2 separate regions of the Homo sapiens genome follow, and region 1 is linked to region 2. Evidence: read pairs that join two places in POLR2A ChIA-PET (ENCODE). Cell type or tissue: Panc1. All regions are shown on one strand. Links, peaks and the distances in the headings refer to the core of each region. The heading gives the core; the rest is flanking DNA.

What was found. Peaks named below come from ENCODE experiments on the same cell type or tissue, not always from the same donor. Only the 100,000 strongest peaks of a DNase experiment are listed, where the experiment ranks them.
Region 1: POLR2A ChIA-PET joins it to region 2 with 10 read pairs; 2 of 35 experiments call an interaction of 5 or more read pairs at or near these places.

What each region holds. Positions count from the first base shown.
Region 1 is chr12:115,039,593-115,042,512 of GRCh38, reverse strand. It overlaps LOC102723639 (a long non-coding RNA gene), which reads right to left and starts at 2,907. Exons shown (of 8, transcript XR_007063588.1): 1 at 1,714-2,907. In Panc1, for the core only: no CTCF peak of the experiment used is centred there; no DNase peak of the experiment used is centred there.
Region 2 is chr12:114,969,341-114,972,260 of GRCh38, reverse strand. It overlaps LOC124903080 (a long non-coding RNA gene), which reads right to left. Exons shown (of 3, transcript XR_007063587.1): 3 at 2,400-2,780. Among named protein-coding and RNA genes, the nearest start is that of TBX3, 290 kb to the right of the region's middle. In Panc1, for the core only: no CTCF peak of the experiment used is centred there; no DNase peak of the experiment used is centred there.

The sequences.
Region 1 (2,920 bases), core at 209-2,708, 70 kb before region 2:
GACTCAATCTTTGTCAGGGCACAAGGTCAACTGGCTGGCTTCTTATACTCTTATGGTCCCAGATATATAGAGTGGGCAAGAAATGAAAAAAATAAAATAAAATCTGTGCCCATGGCAGACATCAATAATCAATTCCAGAACTTTTATCCCTTGCCTAGATCCATCCTCCAAATTTGTGAGGACTTCAGACAACCATCACTAATTAATCTTGGTGGTCATTTAGACCTATTTGCCATTACAATCTAGACCAGCCCTTATACAGAAAATAAAACAATAAAAACAAGAAAGGCGAATAACTTATATCCATCTTCAAACAGCGTGTGTGAGTCAAAATTGAGATTAGAATTCAAGTGTTCCTAATCGCCAGTCTTGTGCCCTTCCTTATGCCAAGAGACCATCAGGCCCCTTGAAGTATCTGGAGATCCACTCCACCTCTCCAGATTAAACAGTCCTAAATAAATGACCCATGAAATGTTCTTGGGTTCAACTTTCATCTCCCACCAGCGTGCAGGATAAATGGTGTATTAGTCGGCTATTGTAGTAATGCTGCATAACAAACCATCCCACAAATCCAGTGACTAATAGCTACAAGCATTTATTCTCACATTCATGGGTCTGCAATCAACTGCGGCTCAGCTGACGTGGGCCTGGCTTGGCTCCATGACTCCACATACGCTGCACGTGTGTTTATTCTGGAGTCCTAGATAAAAGGGCAGTGACTACCTAAGTCATGTCTTTCTCAACATGGATTAAGAAAGCTCAAAACCTGAACCAAAACATGCAAGCATGTTTAAGAACTCATGCATACATCATGCCCTCTAACATTGCACTGACCAAAGCAAGTCATATGACCAAGCCCAAACTTAGCAGCATGCAGAAAATCTCTGCCCACATTAGTAAAGGGAGGGAGTGAATATTTGCTGTATAATAATATATATTATTTAAAACATGGCTTTTAAAATTATCAAGAAACATTTCAGGGAGGGTTTGGATAGCAGAAGCCTTTTTTTCACAGTGAGATTATACCAGGCTCTCACTAGAGAAAGTTGATAAGCTGCTGAGCACCAGATTTAATCTCTGAGAAAGCTAAATCATGTATTGTGTTAATACTGGCTCTCTGATTTTATTGCTGATTCCCCTGCTTTAATTCTCACCCCATGTAAGACAGATCATGAATATTTTAGTGGCCAGACAGTGAACTCCTCAAGAGTCACCTTTATGTCTTCCTTAATGCTGGCATTTTGAAAATATGTGGGTTTTCCGAAAGAAAGTGTTGAATAAATGATAAAATCATGGTGGTTAAAAGTATGGGTTTGGGGGAAAGAGTAAGCCAGATTCAAAGCTAAAGCCATCACTTATTGGCTGAGTATACTTGGTCACTTGTCTAAACTTTCTAATCCTCAGTTTTCCCCTCTGTGAATTGGGGGTAGCCATATCTGTCTTGCTGGGTACCTATTAAGTAATATAATGTAGGCAAAATGCCTGGTCCACCCCAGGCTGTCATATATTCTAGCTCATATTTTTATTCATCCTTTGTTAAAACTATCTTAAATCACTGAGTTCCTCTGGTGCAGTAGGCAATAGTGGCACTAATCTAATATTTCTAATTCTTTTCTTTTCAGGCACCTAGAAGAATTGTACTTCTTGTCCTCTTTTGAGGATAGGCATACCTGTGTGCTTTGCTTTGGCCAATGAAATATGAACAGAAGGTACCTGTGTCACTTTGGAACAGAAACTTTAAGAGCCATGATCAATGATTTCCATGTTCATTTCCCACTGCTGTGGTGACTACGAAAGCACTTGTTAAGATGAACTCTGTATCAGCCTGGATCTCTGAGAGACTTCATGGAGCAGAAATCCTCCGGCCTATATGCGTAGTGTATGTAGTATGAGAAAGGAGAAAGAAAGAAACTCATGTTAAGCCACTGAGATTTGGAGGGTGGTTCTTACTGCAGCATAACCCAGCCACTGTGCTTGATATACTTGGTATTACTAAGTTATATACTTAATATATACTTGATGATATACTTGGTATTATTAAGTATACTTGGTCTACTTACAGAATATTATGGATTATATTTTCGGAAAGATTTATGTTGCAAATAAACCAGTTATACCTGCCGGTATACCAGTACTTCCCCATATCTACGGAGTAGCCCTCTTAAGTCACAGAAGTTCAAGATTTAGAAAGAAATAAAGAACACTCTGATTTATACAACTAAAGCCTCAGGAAGAAAAGGGGTGGAGCTGTCCTCACAGACCACTGTGTCTAGGAACTCAAATTCTATTCTCTTTTTTCCTTTACTTCTTCACTCTGCTTCTCTCTGCATGCTGCCTTCTTGTGTCTTCCTGAACTCTGACTTTCTCCAGGCAATGAGAAAGTGGCCTAGTGGCCATAGGTGCTCTAGGCTCATGCACCATTAGCTTCAAGATCCTAGGACCATGTTTCCCAAAGTGTTTCTCAAAGACCATCTTGGATGTGAATTACATGTGCATATATTCCAGCTCCTCTCCAAGTTTACCATACTGATTCAGAATTTTTAGTGGTTTGGCCTGGGAATCTGCATCTTACCATGTTTATCAAGTGATCCATAACCAAAGTTGCATACCTAATCTAGTAAAGGACCATGAAAAGCCTGGCAGGAGTGGTGGAGTGACAACATGGGCAGCCCCACTAGGCTTACAGGGTTACAGGGTTAGGGTGAAGGAGACACAGAGTCCCCAAAGTTGGGAGTCAGGAGAAGGGATGCATGAAGCGTATACACAGCCATGGAAAGAAATTGTGAACCCAGAGAGCGCTCCAGTCTGGTTCTCCTATAATTGGGAAAATACTCTGAAACCTAATCTACCTGAAGACATAAAGCAGAAAAAAACAAATCTTCCTCTCCTTTAAAGCCATTAGCAAGTTTCAACTTCTAAA
Region 2 (2,920 bases), core at 148-2,647:
TAAAAATAAAAAATAAAATAATAGCTGGGCTTGGTGGCAGGCGCCTGTAGTCCCAGCTACTCGGGAGGCTGAGGCAGGAGAATGGCATGAACCCGGGAGGTGGAGCTTGCAGTGAGCCGAGTTCACGCCACTGCACTCCAGCCTGGGTGACAGAGGGAGACTCCATCTCAAAAAAAAAAAAAAAAAAAAAAAAAGTTGTTCAAGTAGGTCCTTGTACAATTTGATGGAAAAAAAGTAATGTAATGAAAAGCTGCCAAGATTATGGAGTTAAAACTCCTTAGGTGCTGAAAGAGCTTGAAATAAAAGACATCCCTTAAGTACCAAGCATTATAATTATATGCTCCTTTAAAGAACCACAGTCAGTTCTCCTGGTGACTAGTCTTGATCGTCTGTCAAGAACTGGAGATGGAGAAGTCGCACGAATGTTGGGCAGCAGTGTCTAATTCTGGGGCCATCTTGTGGCTTACTTTCTTAGGTTCCCCCAGGAGCCTATCTGTGTCATAACAAAGACTTCATCAGAAATTGCTTCCTTGATTCTCCCAAAACTTACCAGGAAGGAGAAGATAGAAAAGAAAAAATAGTCTCAGTGAAGGTAATATATGAAAGATCATGGGGAAGGAAATACAGCAGATAAGTTTCTTTTTCCTTTCTTTCTTTCTTTGTTTTTTTGAGACAAGTTCTCACTCTATTGCTCAGGTTGCAGTGCAGTGGCTCAATCTCGGCTCACTCCAACCTCCACCTCCTGGGTTCAAGCAATTCTCCTGCCTCAGCCTCCGGAGTAGCTGGGACTACAGGCACATGCCATCACACCTGGTTAATTTTTGTATTTTTAGTAGAGACAGGGTTTTGTCATGTTGGCCAGGCTGATCGTGAACTCCTGGCGTTATGTGATCCAACTGACTTGGTCTTCCAAAGTGCTAGGATTACAGGTGTGAGCCACCATGCCCGGCCAAAAGTGAGACCCTCTGGGGTAAATTTCTTAATTAAAGGGTCTACATGTTTTCTGTTATTTGTTTGGTTTCTCAATAGAAGATAAGCCCCAGGAGGGTAGGAACCGTGTCTGGAGTGGTCACCATTGAATCAATATTCTTCTAGAACAGTATTGGGTGTATAGTAGAGAGTCCATTACTACTTGTTGAATAGATGAGTGAAGTAAAGTACAGTATTTCTTACTTCCTTATTTCTCAGTTGATGTCAACTTAAGATCTTGCCAGGAGGTACACAATACAAGAAAAATATTTCAGGTGATAAACTATGGAATCTCTGACAACATGTGAAAGACCCAGGGGAGCCTCTCACATGAGATGCCAGATTTCAGCAACTGCAGTGAAGCCTAGAAATGAAAAAATATTGCATTTCATGTATGCATGTATATTCCTTTGTTCATCCCATTGTCATTGAATGTGCTGGGTTCATGCTACAACCAGAGATGATTCAGTTGGTACCTCATTTACAGCAGAAAGAACAGACTTGTGAAATGGTCTTTCTTCAGTGACTTACTACACTCTAGCCCAGCACTGTACAGTAGAAATCTAAGGAAACCCACGTTTGTAATTTTAAATTTTCTACCAGTCTGGACAACATGCAAGAACCCCGTCTCTACCAAAAAAGTTACAAAAATTAGCTAGGCATGGTGGTGTGCATCTGTAGTCCCAACTACTTAGGAGGCTGAGGTGGGAGAATCACTTGAGCATGGGAGATGGAGGTTGCTGTGAGCCAAGATCGCATCACTGTACTCCATACTGGGCGACAGAGCAAGACCCTGTCTCAACAATAATTAATAAATAAATAAATAAATAAATAAATAAATTTTCTAGTAGTCACATTTTAAAAAGTGAAAAGTAACAGAATTAGTTTAAATAATATATTTAAGTGATTTTAACCAAAATATTATCCTTTCATCACGTAATAGACATAAAACTTATCAGTGAGACACTTTACATTTTTTTGCATCCTAAGTTTTTAAAATCTAGTGCATATCTTATGCCAATAACACATCACATGTGGATGCTCAAGTTTGTTGAAAATTCTTGATTTATATTTAGAATTCAGAAAATTTACAGTCAAAAAGACTTTAAAAGCCTTCCAATAGCTGAATCATGTCAGGGTTTTCTGTTTTGTTTTGTTTTGTTTTGTTCTGTTTTTGAGATGGAGTCTCGCTCTATCGCCCAGGCTGGAGTGCAGTGGTGCGATCTTGGCTCACTGCAAACTCCGCCTCCCGAGTTCACACCATTCTCCTGCCTCAGCCTCCCGAGTAGCTGGGACTACAGGCTCCCGCTACCACGCCCGGCTAATTTTTTGTATTTTTAGTAGAGACGGGGTTTCACCATGTTAGCCAGGATGGTCTCGATCTCCTGACCTCATGATCCGCCCGCCTCGGCCTCCCAAAGTGCTGGGATTACAGGCGTGAGCCATTGCGCCCGGCCAGAACCCTGGCTTTTAACAGTCCAGAGTTATGTCCTGGCTGAAAACCTAATTCTCTCAGTCCTTTTATAGCCAAGAGCAGCCATCAGACTGAGTTTTCATCAATAAAGTTTTGCATAGAAGTGTCGTGTGTTATTTCTAGGATGTTGTTGTAGAGGGAAAGGGTCTTCTGCTTTTCTCCTTCCTGCTGTTCTGGATGCAGGTGACATGCTAAGATTGGCAGATCAGGACATTATGCAGCACCTTGGTTCCCGATGAGTGAGAAACTTCATGTGAGAGCAGCGGTAGGCAGTCATTTCCAGTCTTCTTCCACTACAGAACCAGCTTGCCAAGGACCACCTCTTGGGACTATCGTTCTGTGAAACAGAGTTTGAGAAATATATTTTAGGTGATCTGGAAGGCATGATGAGGTGGTTAGTGGCTGAGATTCAGTGAAATCCATCTATAAACTGTGGGTGAGGCTTCTGACCTTTCGGGATGTTGGAGGAATGGTGAG